2 separate regions of the Homo sapiens genome follow, and region 1 is linked to region 2. The links are chromatin loops, found by intact Hi-C in ENCODE. Cell type or tissue: mammary epithelial cell. All regions are shown on one strand. Each heading gives the region's core, and the rest is flanking DNA. Links, peaks and the distances in the headings are about the cores only. Region 1 has its middle 57 kb from the start of LINC02624. Region 2 overlaps SORCS1 (sortilin related VPS10 domain containing receptor 1).

Evidence for each region. Peaks named below come from ENCODE experiments on the same cell type or tissue, not always from the same donor. Only the 100,000 strongest peaks of a DNase experiment are listed, where the experiment ranks them.
Region 1: a loop joins it to region 2, with 6 times the contacts of the local background. A loop is called at or near these places in 2 of 110 quality-filtered maps.

The regions. Positions count from the first base shown.
Region 1 is chr10:106,193,067-106,201,414 of GRCh38, forward strand. No RefSeq gene overlaps it. Among named protein-coding and RNA genes, the nearest start is that of LINC02624, 57 kb to the left of the region's middle. In mammary epithelial cell, for the core only: no CTCF peak of the experiment used is centred there; no DNase peak of the experiment used is centred there.
Region 2 is chr10:106,568,498-106,576,845 of GRCh38, forward strand. It overlaps SORCS1 (sortilin related VPS10 domain containing receptor 1), which reads right to left. Exons shown (of 26, transcript NM_052918.5): 26 at 5,166-8,348. It overlaps LOC105378472 (a long non-coding RNA gene), which reads left to right. Exons shown (of 3, transcript XR_946298.3): 2 at 1,945-2,034; 3 at 2,671-2,735. Among named protein-coding and RNA genes, the nearest start is that of LINC02624, 430 kb to the left of the region's middle. In mammary epithelial cell, for the core only: a CTCF peak has its summit at 3,270 (motif pointing left); a DNase peak (open chromatin) is centred at 3,234; H3K27ac peaks cover 450 bases.

The DNA.
Region 1 (8,348 bases), core at 299-8,298, 380 kb before region 2:
TAAGTAGAAGATTAATGGAATAAAGCAGGAGTGTCCAATCTTTTGCCTTTCCTGGGTCACATTGGAAGAAGAATTGTCTTGGGTCACACATAAAATACATGAACACTAATGATAGCTGATGAGCTAGAAAAAAAATGCAAAAAAAAAAATCATGATGTTTTAAGAAAGTTCACAAAGTTGTGTTGGGCTGCATTAAAAGCCATGCTGGGCTACACGTGGCCCTTCAGCTGCAGGTTAGACAAGCTTGAAACAAAGTTTCTGATATTAAGAAGCTTATATTCCAAGTAAAAAAGACAATCCCATTCAAGAATAATGGCAAAATAACATATTAGCAAGTTAGAACATATACATGATAAGAAAATTATACGACAATGGTTAGATATGTACTAAACAGAAATCTAGGTAAAGAAATTTTCAGAGTAGGAAAATCTTGAACAGTAACTTGGAGGAAACTAGTTTTGAGACAGAACTTAAAGTAACCACTAAATATAAACTCATAAAAAGGAGCTGAGAAGAGGAAAGTTTTGCATGGAAGTGCATGAGTAAATGGTCAGAAGTAGGGATAAGCAAGGTTTATATGACAGAAGGAAAGTTGATACCAGCTTTCCAAGCTTTATTTCCCTAAGGTAAGTAAATATTTTCATTTAGGTTCTCTACTTATATTTATCTAAAATCATCAGTGAGTTTGAATACATACCACAAATTTACAGGTAAACCTTCAGCTTATGTTTACCATTTTAGAGATGTCTGGCCTGAATAATTATAGGATTGGTCCACACTAGGAATTTGCATTCCAAAGAAAAATACTGCCAATGTGGAAAAATATTTTATCCAAATCTTTGGAGGTGGAGAAAGGAGAGTAGAGTATTAAAGTAATGATTTAAAAAGACACTTACATGTTTTGCTCTTTGGATTAATCTTCTCTGTATTGTATGAATAACCACAATATGCAATGTACCATCTGGAAAACCAAACACTGGAAACCTGGAGGGCTAGTGTTTTATAAATCTCCTGATTCCAATATTCTCTGGTCTCTAAAGTATTATAAAATAGATATAGAACCAGTGGACTGCCTTTTGTTTTCCCTCTAACTCATGAACTAGTTTCTGTTATGAAACTTGGGCTGTACCTGCAATTCTCCAAAACATCCATATTGAAATCTTTTAAGGAATTACTTTAACATGGTGTAAAAAGGATAAAAGATCTTTTGATATTCAATATTTTTCTTATGAAAAAAGATGTCCTGTGCAAATTTCGACTAACTGGAAGTTTATAATGTATTAAGAATCCTAAAACTCATGACACTTAACAAAATTATATGGCAGTATTAGATAAGAGAAAATAAATTTATTTTCCAATCACTGTAATTAAGAAAATCATTAGGGAAAATGTGGAATTTAAACAAGGACTGGGTAGAAAAAATATTTGGTATGGTTAGAATTGGGTAGGACTTGCCAGGAAGTGAAAATTGCAGGACTAAAAAGACATATTGTTACCTACAAAGATTTTTCATAGATTCCTAGCAAAATAAATTTATGTTAAGTTTGGTAGTCTCCCAGACAACAGTCCGTCAGAATTGCCAACTATAGACTTGTTATATTAGGATTTTGGATTTAGAGCATGTGGTGGTTAATATTATGTATCAACTTGCCTGGGCTAAGGAATGCCCAGATAGCTGTACCTGGTAAAATATTGTTTCTAGATGTATCTGTGAGGATATTTCCTGGAGATACTAGTATTTGAATCAGTAGGCTGAGAAGGTCCAGCCTCATCAGTGTGAGTGGGCATCATCCAATCTATTGAGAGCCCAAATAAAACAAAGAGAGAAAAGGTGACTTCCACTTCCTCTTTCTCTCTCTCTCTCTCTCTTTTTGAGCTAGATCATCTATTTTCTCCCATCCTTAGATATCAGAACTCTTATTCTTGTGGCTTTGGCCTGTGGGACTTACACCACTGCCACTCACCCCTTGTTTTCATAACTTTGGAATAAGAATGGTAGTTATAGTATTGGCTTTTCTGGTCCTCAGGCCTTCAGACTTGGACTGAATGACTCCACTGTCTTTGCTAGTTCCTCAGTTTGCATAATAGCATAGTATCTCTCAATAGATAGATAGATAGATAGATAGATAGATAGATAGATAGATAGAGACAGATAGATAGATAGAGACAGATAGATAGATAGATAGATATTGGAGGTATCTATCTATATACATAGAGAGAAGGAGAAAGAGAGAAGGAGAGAGAGAGAAGAGAGAGAGAGAAGAGAGAGAGAGAGAGAGCAAGAGAGAGAGCAAGAGAGAGCCCTAACAAATACAGAGGGTAAGTTTTGTTTGGCAGCACATTTTGATTGTTTGTATTTATTTATTTGCTTTTGGTTATATTCAAGAACTTTAATTTTTTTTCATCTTGAGTTCCAAATGGAGGCATCTCTTTTTTCCCCCCAAGCTTTACTAAGGTATAATTGACAAATAAAAATTGTATTATTTACTGTGTACAATGTGATATTTTGATATGTATAAACATTGTGATTACCACCATCAAGCTAATTAACATATCTGCCCCCTCACATAGCTATCATTTTGTTTTTTGTGGTAGGTATATTTAAGATCTACTTTCCTAACAAATATCATGAATACACTACTTTACTATTTGCTATTGTCACCATGTTGTACTTTAGGTCTCCAGAACTTACTCCTCTTAAAGCTGAAAGCTTGTACTTTTGACTAACATCTTTCCATTTCTTATGGTCCTCAATCCCTGGTAACATTTTTCTTTCTCTGTGTCTCTGAGAGTACATTCCACATGTAAGTGAGACTATTAAGTAATTATCTTTCTGCCTCTGGGGTATTTCACTTAGCATGATGTGTTCCAGACTCTTCCATGTTGTCACAAATGTCAGGTTTCCTTATTTTTAAAAAATGAATAATATTCCAGTGTGTATGGCTATCACATTTTAAAAATCTATTTAACAATGAACAACTACTTAAGTTATTTTCATATCTTGGCTATTGTGGATAATGCTGCAATAAACATAGGGATAAGGATAACTTTTCCGAATAGTGATCTCACTTTCTTTGAAAATATACCCAGAAGTAGGATTGCTGAATCATGCAATAGTTCTATTTTTAATTTTTTTTTGAGGAACAAACATACTGTTTTCCATAATTGCTGTATTAATTGTTATTTCCACAAACAATGTACACAGATCCCCTTTTCTTCAAATCCTCCTAACACTTTTCTCTTGTCCTTTTGATATAGCCATCCTAAGAAGTGAGAGAGATCTCATTATGGTCTTGATTTGTATTTTCCTGACGACTAATGCTGTTGAGCACTTTTTCATGTACCTGTTGGCCATTTTCCAACAGACATTTATTTTAGAATAGCAGGAATTTGTAGTTTTCTTTCTTGCCCTCATAAACTCTCTATACCAATAATACTATAAAATCAGATTAAGTACATATATCTGCAGAGAAAACAAATTAACAAAGAAATTATCATTTACAATAAAATAGTAAAATCTTTACTAAAGAATAGCTAAGAACAAGAATAGGGATTACTAAATATTAAAATTCTAATAACACATGACATAGATTTCATTCAACTTCCTCAGGTGCTACAAAACCATTTTAGGTTAAGATGTATAAAACTGACTATGTACCCCTAATATAGAAAAAAATGTTGATATAGAAACTCACACTTCCCAATGCAGACTTTTTTTCCTGAATTAAACTTGGACAGATCTATTGCCAAAACTGTCAAATACGTTTTTCAAATAATTATATTAATATTAGTTAATGAATTCATAAATACACAATGATCATAAGGAGCTAAATTGGTAACTGATCTCTAGGCACAGAAGGTCTGATAGTAGGTCAGTCTTATAGGAATCTGGTTTTGTATGAGTGGAAACCTTCTCTTTTTGCAACATTCAGGTACCCAGATTGAAGCCAGAATCTAACTTTAGGATGTTAACAGAACATTGTTGTTATATTTTTTAAAGATTAAATAATGTTTTGTATAGTTTTCCTTTGTTGTTCTTTATTCTTATTTCAAAGTATTTGCTCTTTGTAATGAACAATTATGTATTTTTCTCTACATAACTGTAATACTGTGACTTCTCCCTCTTCAGTTCCAACTTGTTGATATAATTGTTTAATATTCTACCTATCCATTCATAATAGTTTTCTATATACATATAAATGCATGTGTTTTTCCTTTATTATTTTCCTTTTTTGATAAGATTAACTTATACGTTTACTTCATTATGGCGAGTAATCACGGGGTTTACTATCCAAGAAGGACAGTAAATGGTTGTTTAAATTTACACTCACATCAGTAGTCTATGAGAATGCAGCTATTCCTAAGGTTTTTTTTTTTTTTAGCACCAACTGAAAATAATCCTTTCCATTTTGTGAATTTAAAAAAATGGTATATTATTGTTTTAATTTGCAATTATCTATCTACTAGTGAAGTTGGATGTCTTTTCATGGGGTTGTTTGATGTTTGCATTTAATTTCTTGTGAATTTCCTACTCAAATTTATTGTCCATTTTCCTTCTGTTGTTTTTTAAAAACAATTTATAGATCTTTTTATATTAAAGAAATTAACATTTTGCCCATTTTTTGTGATGTCAATATTTTCTTCTGTCTTTTTTTTCCTTTTGACTATTTTTGATAATTTTTTTTTTTTTTTGAGACAGAGTCTCGCTCTGTCGCCCAGGCTGGAGTGCAGTGGCGCAATCTCGCCTCTTCCCGAGTTCACGCCATTCTCCTGCCTCAGCCTCCCGAGTAGCTGGGACTACAGGGGCCCGCCACCACACCCGGCTAATTTTTTTTTTTTTTTTTTTTGTATTTTTAGTAGAGACAGGGTTTCACCATGTTAGCAAGGATGGTCTCGATCTCCTGACCTCGTGATCCGCCCGCCTCAGCCTCCCAAAGTGCTGGGATTACAAGCATGAGCCCAAATTTAGCCATATAAAAATTTTAATTACAATGTCATCTAATCCATCGGAGTTGTTTGTTTTACTTATTACTTTATGGCTTCTTGGCTTTTTGCCCCTCTCCACAAAATTATACAAATATTTTCTTCAAAAGTTTTGTCTTTTATATATTATATTTAAAGCTATAACTCATCTAGTGTGTGTGTGTGTGTGTGTGTGTGTGTGTGTTGCATGTGATATGAGATGAGGTATACTTTTATATTCTTCTAATGGAATAGTTACATCAACCAGGATCCTGGTATGAAAAATATCAAACAGGGTAAAAGTAGACAACTTAATAAAAGGATAATTTATAAGGAAGAGGGCAAGGTTGAGGGAAACCAAGAAACAGTGAAGCATCCTTCTCCTTCATTAGACTTGGAGAGGTAAGAGGAGGAGAGATGTGTTATCAGGACCTTGCAGGAGAAGGCCATTAAATGAATTTATTGCCCCAGGAGAGCAATGAAACAAACTCACAGTCCAACAGAGAGGTACATGGAGGAATATATACACAACATCACTCTGCTTTTACTCTCTAAGTCCATCTCTTTGTTGTCTGTCTTAGGCTGAATTCAATAAGAAACCAGATAACAAGGGGACTGATCAAGGTAGTCCACACCTTTGGTCTCAGTGAATGGTGAGGGTTAGAGACAGGATCCAATATGGCAGGCATTAGTTACAGGCAGCTACTGAGTATTTGAAATGTGGCCAGTCTGGAGATGTTCTGTATGTATGAAATAAGTACTGGATTTCAAAGAATTAGTAGGAAAAACAAAGAAAATGAATATGCAATACTCATTTATAATTGTTTATATTCATTGCACTGAAATGGTAATATATTACTTTTTTTTTTTTTTTTTTAGATGGAGTCTCACTCTGTTGCCAGGCTAGAGTGCAGTGGCATGATCTTGGCTCACTGCAGCCTCTTCCTCCTGGGTTCAAGCGATTACCCTGCCTCAGCCTCCCGAGTAGCTGGGACTACAGGTGCCCGCCACCACGCCCAGCTAATTTTTGTATTTTTTTTTTAGTAGAGAGGGGGTTTCACCATGATGGCCAGATGGTCTGGATCTCTTGACGTCATGATCCTCTGGATCTCTTGACGTCATGATCCACCGGCCTCGGCCTCCCAAAGGGCTGGGATTACAGGCATGAGCCACCATGCCCGGCCTCTTTTTACTTTTTAATTGTGGCTACCAGTTTGAAATTACATATGTGACTTATAGCAGCAATACAGCGGGATAAATGGAAAGTATCTAGTTATTCTAGATTAAATAATCGATCCCTTTTCCACTAAATTTAATGGCCATCTTTTACCTATATTAAATTACTTTATTAAATAAAAATGTTTCCTCAACTTTCTGTTTTCTTCTGCTTATCCACTTCCCTATCCTTATTCTAATCACACACCATTAACATGAAAGGGACTTTCTAATGTGAGGTAGATATAAATGCTTCATCACTATTGACCACATTTTTGTTCCTTTTCTTAATTATTTCCATATATTTATTCTTCTATATGAAATTACATGTGGGCCTACATTTTCTTTTCTTTCCAAAAAATGTCTGTCAGCTGGTGATATGATTCAAAGTATATTTTTAAAAGTATAATTAAATAATCTGATGCTTAATATATTTGGTAGGAAACAACATTTTCATGTTAATTGATATCATGTAGTAAAATGATCTGTTACTCTACTTATCAAGATCTTATTTTATGCTCTTCTATAACTTTTTTAGATTTTATATTAGGTGCCTATATATATATGTATATCTATCTATCTTATTAAATTTATTTTTAAGTATTTTATATTTTTGTGGTCATTATTATAAATACTCTTTTTCATTTTCATTCTTGACATTACTTTTGAATAAAGAAAACTTTTGGAATTTCTAGATTTATAATCAAACATCTAATTAACTTATTAATTCCTGTATATTGGATTCACTTGGATTTTTCTAAAATACAAGCATGTAATCAATTCTTCAAAGTTAATTGTATTTTTTTCATGTTATGAAATATTTTGAATTCTATTAATTGGATAAACATTTGTTAAAGTACTGATTAATAGTGGCGATATCGATCATACCTGTTTGGATCCAGATTTCAGTGAAAATGACTTCAACATTTAGCTTTTTAAGATGATGCTTGCTATCAGTTTGGGGTTGATAAATAGGATCATATATAGGTAGTTTCGTACTATTTGTATTTTACTTTCATTGAATTTTACTTAGATTGCATTTTTGTTCTTTTACATTAATATATGTCTCATTTAATATTTTGTGGATGTTACTTTTTACTTTAAAGACAGTGTTCACATTTTGATAGATTAACACTGAATATTTTTGGCACTCCTAGAATAACCCCAACTTGCTGAGAAGTATCTTATTCTGACATATGATTTATTGATATTTTATCTTGGATTTTCACACCTATATTTATAAATGAGTTTTGTCTGTGGTGTTTGTACTATCATCTATTTTAGGTTTGGTTAAGAAAATTTATGCTAACCCACAAAATTAATTGGACTTTTCTTTGGTATGGACCTATAAGAATTATTAATCAGTTTTAACTAAATTTTTATGTAACTCCTGAGGAACTAACAAACTCATCTGAGGTTTGCACTTTTTTTTTTGAGACGGAATTTCGCTCTTGTCACCCAGGTTGGAGTGCAATTGCGTGATCTCGGCTCACTGCAACCTCCAGCTCCCAAGTTCAAGCAATTCTCCTGCCTCAGCCTCCCCAGTAGCTGGGATTACAGGCACCCGCCACCACGGCGGGCTAATTTTTGTATTTAATGAGGCATGAGAATTGCCTGAACCCAGGAGGCAGAGGTTGCATTGAGTCAAGATCCCGCCATTGCACTCCAGCCTGGGTAACAGAGTGAGAGTCTGTCTCAAAATAAATAAATAAAATTCAGTTACATTTATTTAACAAATTTCGAAAACTTTCCTTTGATCATTTTTCTGTTCAGGCTTTATAACTTTCTCAAAGTATTATTTATATTTTGTTACAAAATTATCTATTTTTCATAGTTTCAATATGTTTTCAAAGAGTTCTACACAATGGTATTTTTTAACTTTCTATAATTTTTACAGAAATCAGGTTAATACTTTTCATTCTTAATTTTGGATGTATTTATTTCTTTTCTTTAATCAAACCAACCAATGTTTTGAAAAGTAGCTATTTATTGGATTAGATGTAATTTCTCCACTTTCTTATTTCATTGATTTCTATTTTTATCTTTATTAAAACATTCCTCTCAATATTTTGGTTCATTTTTATTTTTACTTTACTAGGTTCTTGAAATAAATAATTTATTCACAAGTTTATTTTTTAAATTTAAAAATATTTAGAGGTACAAGTGTTTCT
Region 2 (8,348 bases), core at 261-8,260:
CAGCCTGACTAACATAGAGAAACCCCGTCTCTACTAAAAATACAAAATTAGCCAGGCGTGGTGGTGCATGCCTATAATCCCAGCTACTCGGGAAGCTGAGGCAGGAGAATCACTTGAACCCGGGAGGCGGAGGTTGCAGTGAGCCGAGATCGCCCCATTGCACTCCAGCCTGGGCAACAAGAGTGAAACTCCGTCTCAAAAATAAATCAATAAAATAAAATAAAATAATGTATAAATATATATGTACACATATTTACCTTACACTTATACTGTAAAATGTTATTACATGCATGTATATATATCTGTATATATATGTCTGTGTGTACATGTATATTACATATATACACATGGATCACAAAGTTAAACTGTTTAAAAATTGTAAACATTTGAAATTTCATGAGTTAAACTGCAGGTGCCATAATTGCAAAATAATATTTGTATCTCAATATGAATTTAAATTGATACACATAAGGTAAAAAATTGTCTTATCTAGAGAAGTTGTTTTTAACTTATTAAAGGAATTTAAGTATATGCTGTCAACAATTATGAATTTTCCTATAACTTTTATATATTATTTACAATAATTACATAACTAACTTAATTAGCAAATATTAGAATATCTTAGAAGATATATAAACAAAGATCAAGGGAATTAAAACACCCATAGTTTTACAAGTTAGAAATAACCTGTGTTAGTATTTTTCATCTCGTTCTGTCCTTATTTTCTGTACAAATTATACTATGAAAGTCTTAAATTCTGCTTTCTCTTAACATCATGTGAAACATTTCTCATGTCCTTCTTTAGAAAAGAGTTTTAACGAAATTATATTTTATTATATGCATATATATTGATTGTTTGTTAACTAGTTTATACATAGTGCTTACTGAATCCTTTTTCTGCATCTACAAGCTGTTATTAATATTCACATAAAGAGAAAGATGTTATGAAAATAGAAATGCATATATTGAAATATTTTACTTAGTATTGTTTATAAAGTGTTTTATGATTATCTAGCGGCCTTGAATTTATTTTTAAACATTTCAAATCTTCAGCTGTTTTACTTTCCTTCAAATACTTCATAAATGTCTTTTTCACACCATGTTTTTTTGTTGGTTTGTTTTTGGAGACAGTCTTGCTCTGTTGCCCAGGCTGGAGGGCAGTGGTGCAATCTTGGGTCACTGCAACCTCCACCCGCCAGGCTCAAACGATTCTCATGCCTCAGCCTCCTGAATAGCTGGGATTACAGGTGTGCATCACCACACCCAGCTAATTTTTGTATTTTTATTAGAGAAGGGGTTTCCCCATGTTGCCCAGGCTGGTCTCAAACTCCTCGACCTCCCAAAGTTCTAGGATTACAGGTGTCATTCACTGTGCCCGGCCAGCCATGTTTTTCTTTAACAAGGGGTTCTAACCACAACTTAACATTGTTTGGGTCAAAGCCTGTTTCTAAATATTTGTTGCTGGGGTAGGTGGAAATTGGATGATGTTCTAAGGTCTGTGTAAGTGAATAGGGCTGCTGGTCCCTACACTGAAAGGTCTCAGGCTGAGGTGACAATTTTAATGAGGATTAGCACTATTTCCTTATCTTTTTCCTCTGCTGTCAAGTAGGGTTTCTTCCCTCTACCAGTACTTTTAAACTGCCACCTAAATTATAGTCAGTTCTGCTATCAAGCAGTTTTGAAAACATAAATTTGTTCTAATGTAATTGATATATTAAGGAAGAATTTGAGGATAATTCAAATGCTGTATTTGCTTATGCATGATTTTGTCAATGAGAAAAACTAGATGAATGCAGAAAACTGCATCCAGCTGAAATCAGCTGTGTAAAAGTACACAGAACACACACACACACCCCTCAAACATCTGCCGGCTGCGTCCACTTGCCTTGTGTGTTACAGCCACATTATCTGTATTTGGTATTGCAAATTTCTGTCTGATTTCAGGTAACTTCCCTTCTACCACTTCACAATAACTCACATGCTGTAGGCATTCCAACGCCCACTCTCATAAGCAAACTTCAAGTCTTTTTCAAGGTAAGTGTTTTGTGTATTTAACTATTCAGTGTGTGTAAAACTATGCTACCATTTTTATTCGGTTTGTACCTTTTTAAAAATGTGCCCGGAGACACATTACACTGAGATATGACAAAGTTTTTGTGTGTTGTGCCCCAGCCCCATCTTTTTTCCTAAGCTTTATGGGCTTTATTATACCATTTGGCATAGAGGGATGATTTTGGAAACACATGTTACATAATAGTGCAACTGAGTGTACAGATGATCTCTGGGAAAGACCCTGCTTATGTGCAATGGAAGAGCTATTTTCCCTTAAACTCAGAAACATTTCTAACTGTTGTTTAGGTTCAAAATTGTTTGTTTTCTGGGCACAGTTGTTCTAAGGTGGCTTTTGAACATACTGGGACCATGCAGGTGTCTAAATGGCTGTCTCCTTTTTAGCCTTCAGATCCTGAAGAGGTTTTTGTTCAGCATCTAGACATTTTTGTTTCCGAGGACCAACTCTCCCCATCTCCCGCCCCCACCCCTAGTCACTCTGGCCGCCCCGTCACCTATCATGTTATTTTTACATTTTGATATATTGAAATTATCTTATATGTTTGATGGCATTGCATATGTTACATTAAATTATATTATTTGTTCATTGTTCCTACTCAGGTATTACTTCATAAAGCCAGACATGTTTTCTGCCTTGTTCACAGAAGATTCTCACTGCCTAAAACAGTGTCCACCACACACTGATCAATAAATATCTCTATGCTGTAAAACACGGGTCTCTTTCCATGTGTTTAGCACAAAAACTTTATAACAGCCATTTCCTTGTATTTGTCCATCTGGAATTATTTTGGACTTCCCTACTATACAAGCCTCTGACTAACATGCATTTTCACAGTATTGTTAACTCCTTGGGGAATAGGAAAACACATTTTAATAGTAATCCAGAAATCAAACTTAGACCTTTGTTTTTTATGCTAGTTTCTAGCCATTTTTTTTTCTTCTTCTTAAACTGCAATTATTTCACTTAATGTCTAAGAATAGCTCTGGGAATACAGCAGCTTGAGTGGTAACAGAGATGGGCAGGGATATGTTGATTCTTGACAAACACCAACTGAACATGTAATTAGAGGTGCTAGCTGGGGTAGAGGAATCGGACTGTGAAGCCACCTCAGAGATCATCACTGAATAAAATGGACTTGCTCACAACACTAAGCTGAAAATCAAGGGCTGAGTTCCAGCAAACATTTATCTAGTGCCCCCTAATGGCAATGCCCAGTCCTAAATGCTGAAATAATAAAATGAATAAAATAAAGATCCTTCTGTAAACGAGTGTAGAATTTGGTGAGCAAGGCGTAAGTGCCACAAATAAACATACAGCCAAGTTCTAAATATGTGATGTTTAAAGAAAAATACGTGAACATAGTCACAGAGAAAGGAGCACCTACTACGTATTATTTATTGTTTTGAGACAGTCTCACTCTGTCGCCCAGGCTGGCGTGCAGTGGCGCAATCCCAGCTCACTGCAACCTCTGCCTCTCGGGTTCAAGTGATTCTTGTGCCTCAGCTTCCAGAGTAGCTGGGATTACAGGCATGCACCACCACACCCAGCTAATTTTTGTATTTTTAGTAGAGACAGGGTTTCACCATGTTGGCCAGTCTGGTCTCAAACTCCTAGCCTCATGTGATCTACCTGCCTCAGCCTCCCAAAGTGCTGGGATTACATATTATTATTTTTTAGACACAAGGTCCTGCTCTGCTGTCCAGGCTGGAGTGCAGTGGCATGATCATCGCTCACTGCAGGCTGGAACTCCTGGGCTCAAGCAATCTCCCCCAACCAACCCCTCACCTTGGCCTCCCGTAGCTCTGGGATTACAGGTGTGAGCTACAGTACCTGGTGCATTTGGGTTGGGGGAGATATATTGGTTATGATATGGGCTGGCCATGAAAGGGGTGCTGTGCCAGTCACCTGCCTGTGTTCTCTCAAATCCATTTCCCACTCCCTCGCGGTTCACTTTGTATTCCAGAAAACAACATTTCCCAGGCTCCACGGCCCACTGGCTTGTGGCTGGGTTTGTGCAGTTAAAAGGATCGGCAACAGCAGAGAAGACCAGAGCAAGGGAAAAAGCGAGCTACTTCTCCCTACCCCTCTGCTTGGGCAGCATCACAGGACAGGTAGCAGTCACGTCTCCTCCATGGCTCCAGCTCCTGCCAGACAAGTCCTCCATGACTTCAGTTTCAACCTGGTGGTCCTGACTCCAGGGCTCTGGTAATACCCAGATCTCTCCAGCACAGGGAAGTGAGAGGCTTCCAACTGAGGCTGATCTTAGAGTTGCCTCACCTGCTCCTATTTGGTATTTTTGTGCTTCCATTAACCCAGCAACACATTTTCTGTATTAACTCCCCTCTGTTTGACGTGTATAGGGATGCTGTCTGTTTGTTTGCCTGACACAGGTGATACATTGCTCCTGATAGGAAGGAGGTGCATGGGCTCTGGCCTGGAAAGGAATAAAGATTCAGGAATTTAGTCTGTGGGAATGGAAAGGTTAAGGGCCACCTAAAGTAACAGGAAGTTTCACACATGCTGAGATTGAGCTGAAGCAACACCACTCTGTGTCTCGGAGGCCTTCGGGAAGGCTAGGGAGGGTTTTATGCCTGTACAAATGTTTCAGCCAAATATCAGCACCAAATGATGCCCAGGGAGAAATGCCACTTACGTAGGCAAGCCACAGGGCTGAAAAGATGGATCCAGTCTACCACGTTATTTTCTGCTAACTTTAAATCAAATATTTGGGACTCTTGGGGAATGACTCACCCATAGTATTTGGAAAGGCAGAGCTGGAAGGGATCTTCTTTCAAATTATATGAACAAGAGCACTAAAGCTCTTATATGTTAAAATGATTTGCTCAAGGTCACACAGCTGGCATAGCCAGAGGCGAACTCCTCTTTCCTGATTCCAGGTCCACAGCTGTTTTTACTCATCTGCTGTTTTTTACCACTCCCCATGTTTCAGTTCATTCCATGCAGGTTCGGTCCTTTGGTAACCACAAGGTTATGAACAAATTTGAATGGGTTTGTTCCCCATCAATAATTTCGAATTCTGAACTAATAATAACGAACACGTACTCATGTACGTTCCAAAATAACCAGTTTGGACTAATTTTTAAATCAAAGTAATTTAATAAACAGACATTGTATAGTTAATTGAAATGCAGGTAGAATTCAGGTAGTACATACATTCTGCCTTGTTAGTAAAAAACAGCCAAAAACCTCAAGCCTGTGGTGTTTACTCTTTCTTATGCAATTAGCCTTTATGAAATCCTATACATGCAACACTTCTATATTTAGAATGAACACCAAGGGTTTAGGATTAAAAAAAAAAATACCTGAGGCAAAGACTTTAGAGACATTATCTGTTTAATAAATATGATTGTAAAAGCAATAAACAAGAGCAATTATACATTACACTACATAGTATTTAACAAAAAATACATCAAAAAAGTCATTTTAAAATTAGAAGTAGTTCCAATACTATAAGAAAACTTTTTTTTTTTTTAATTGGCTTCCTATAAAAATAAGTCGGCAAATGAGAGATTTCAATGCTCAGTTGGATTCCTGGAAAACACAGAACAGCTGCCAAGCACCCCACTGCTCTCAAAGTTGCTGTTTGGAACTTCTGAAAAAAAAGCAAAGCAAACCTCTGCATTTTGGACAGTGAATCCAATTAAAAATAAGGCAAGGTAGAAAGTGTTGCTTGGGTGGTTCAGGGTAGAACATGCACAGTTTGCCTTCTGGGATTTTGGAAAACGTTGCAGTATCGGATTTTTAGCTTGCCCTGAATCTTACCTTCCACATACATCCCTCCCTACACACTCCTCTGACCTTAAGCCCACCAAACTCCTTGTGTGTTTGCACCTGCGATTAGCGAGTAGGTAGGCACTTAGGTCCCTCCCATTTGTAGGCTCTCATTACTGCCTTCTGTTTGAGATTCAGCTGGAATGGCCTAGTACAATGGTTCTCAAACTTTAGTATGTATCACAATCACTGGGAGGGCTTGTTAAAATAGGTGGCTGGGCCCACTGTCACTTAGCAACAGAGAACACCACTATTCATCCCCTAGAGTTTCTAATTCAGTAGGTATGGGGTATGGATCCAGAATCTGGATCTCTAACTAGCCCAAGTGATAGTGATACTGCTGATCCAGGTACCACACTTTGAGAACAACTGGCCAAGGTCCTAAGAACAATGAGGTCCTCCTCTCTGAGCAGCACCTTGCCTCACTAATCTCCTACAGATGGGAGGGAGCTTTGAGGAGAGGCACATGAGGATCCTGGAGATGCTGAATCTCTAGCTGGCCATCTTTGGTCACTTCCCAAAATGCCAGGTATCTCATGTCGACCTCTATTTTTAATTAGGATTTACAGCCCATTCTTCCCTATGTCTTTCCATTCATTTATTTCTTCAACAAATAGTTTTCATACTACTACTCTAGGCAAGGCACTGTGCTAGAATAAGAGTGTTATACCTCTTTCATACTTTTCTAATTAAAATGAATTGAACTGCAACTCTGAGGACTCCCTGTGCTGGTTTGAGTGAGCCTCTTTTGATTTTCCAACACTTTGTCTTCCACATTAAATTTGGGAGACTCCAACTGAAGAGGATCAATGAGGATGTTTCCTATGAGATAGGAAGCCTGGCAGGTTGGGGATCAATTGAGTTCTACAAATAGGTGACTGCCTCAGGCCTAGCCCATTTCCCAGATTCATATGGGGTATCCTCAACCATAAACATCTCTGCCTGACAAACTTCTGACAGCAGCTTTGCTATTCTTTCTGTGCCTGAACTACATGAAGTCATGGACATCAGGATCTTTAGGACACCCTCATTATCACCAGGGCCTGTGTTATACCCTGTTGGCTTAGGGACATAGCAAAGAAGGAGGCTGAGCATACTAAGAGGTTTATCAGAACTTCTTTCTCCTATAGTTTATAGTGGGCTTTGCCCAGTCCATAATACTAAAGGGGCCTCTGCTGAACAGGCTTTTGTTTCCCTCTTTCTCTGAGCCTTCTTTCATGATTACCCTGGGAAAAATGGGGTTTCTTCATGCTTTGTGCCAATCTTTTTTGCCAATCAGTAACTCTCCTCCTTTATACAGACTTAAATCTTTACTTTAATGATACTATGATACTCAGAGGTCAGAGAGCACACATGAAATCACTGGGATCATCCTAAATAATCAAACTCTCACCCTAATGTAAGACAAGACCCCCATTTATTCTCTCAGACTGTTTGACACTCTTAAACACAAAGTCCATTAACCTGTTTCTCCTTCCAGTTAAAATCAGTTTTATTTCACAAACATTTCTATTCTACTGTGAGAGTGGAAATACCAGGTAACAGCAACCGTCACAGGAGGAAATTGCCCTGCGAAATTGTCACACATTCAAAACATTTCTCACAAGAATCTTCTGGAATCAGATCGCACGAGATTTTCGTTAAGGTGTGAGAACACCACAATTCATCTCTATGCTTTCTTTTCCAAAGTACATGGCCAGGTTTGAATTACTTTGCATATATCAACTCTTTCGCATACAGTATATGTTTCCAGGTGGGAAAAGGCAGGGATATTTGAAAAAGGCAGGTTCTAGAGGAAAAGACAAAGATACATGAAACTGAACCCTGCTGTGCAGGATGCAGCAAGGTCCATGGGCACAGAAGCTGGCATGCTTGGGAATGTACAAAACTGACAAAGGGCTCAGAAACTTGTGAGTAGTGGGGGCAGGGGCGGCACAGGCCAGGCCAGTATTTAGGAAACGTCAGGGTTAATGTCCAGAATCTAGCAATATGTTTGGGAAGAAAAACTGAGAACAGTTGAAGGACAACTTACTTGGGGTTTGGAGGGAAGAGATTCAAAGATATCAACAGATCATGGTCACACATGGATGACAAACAAATGTGAAGACAGGACAATGGGTAACTAATGGGATTCCATTTCCTACTGCAGTTGGGGCAGGAGTAGGGAAAGCTGCAAGGGGAGGCAATCATGGTGGAAAGAGGTGAACAGGAAACCAAGGTCCGTTTCTGACATGCTTTGCCTCCCTGCCTCCCTTCCTTCCTTATTCTACCGGCACAAAGGGATCTTCAACTCGCATCTTTGTTCCTGTGGCCACAGAGAGTGCAGAAAGCAGCCTTGTGGCCACTGCTGACCAACAGAGCTACCAAAGCTAACTTAGAAGGGAAATGACAGTATGGAAAGTGGAACAGAGAAACAGCTCAGGGTTTCAAACTCCTGTGCACGTCTTTGTGTCTTATGAAAGGAGCTGGGGTAGCTAATCCACCC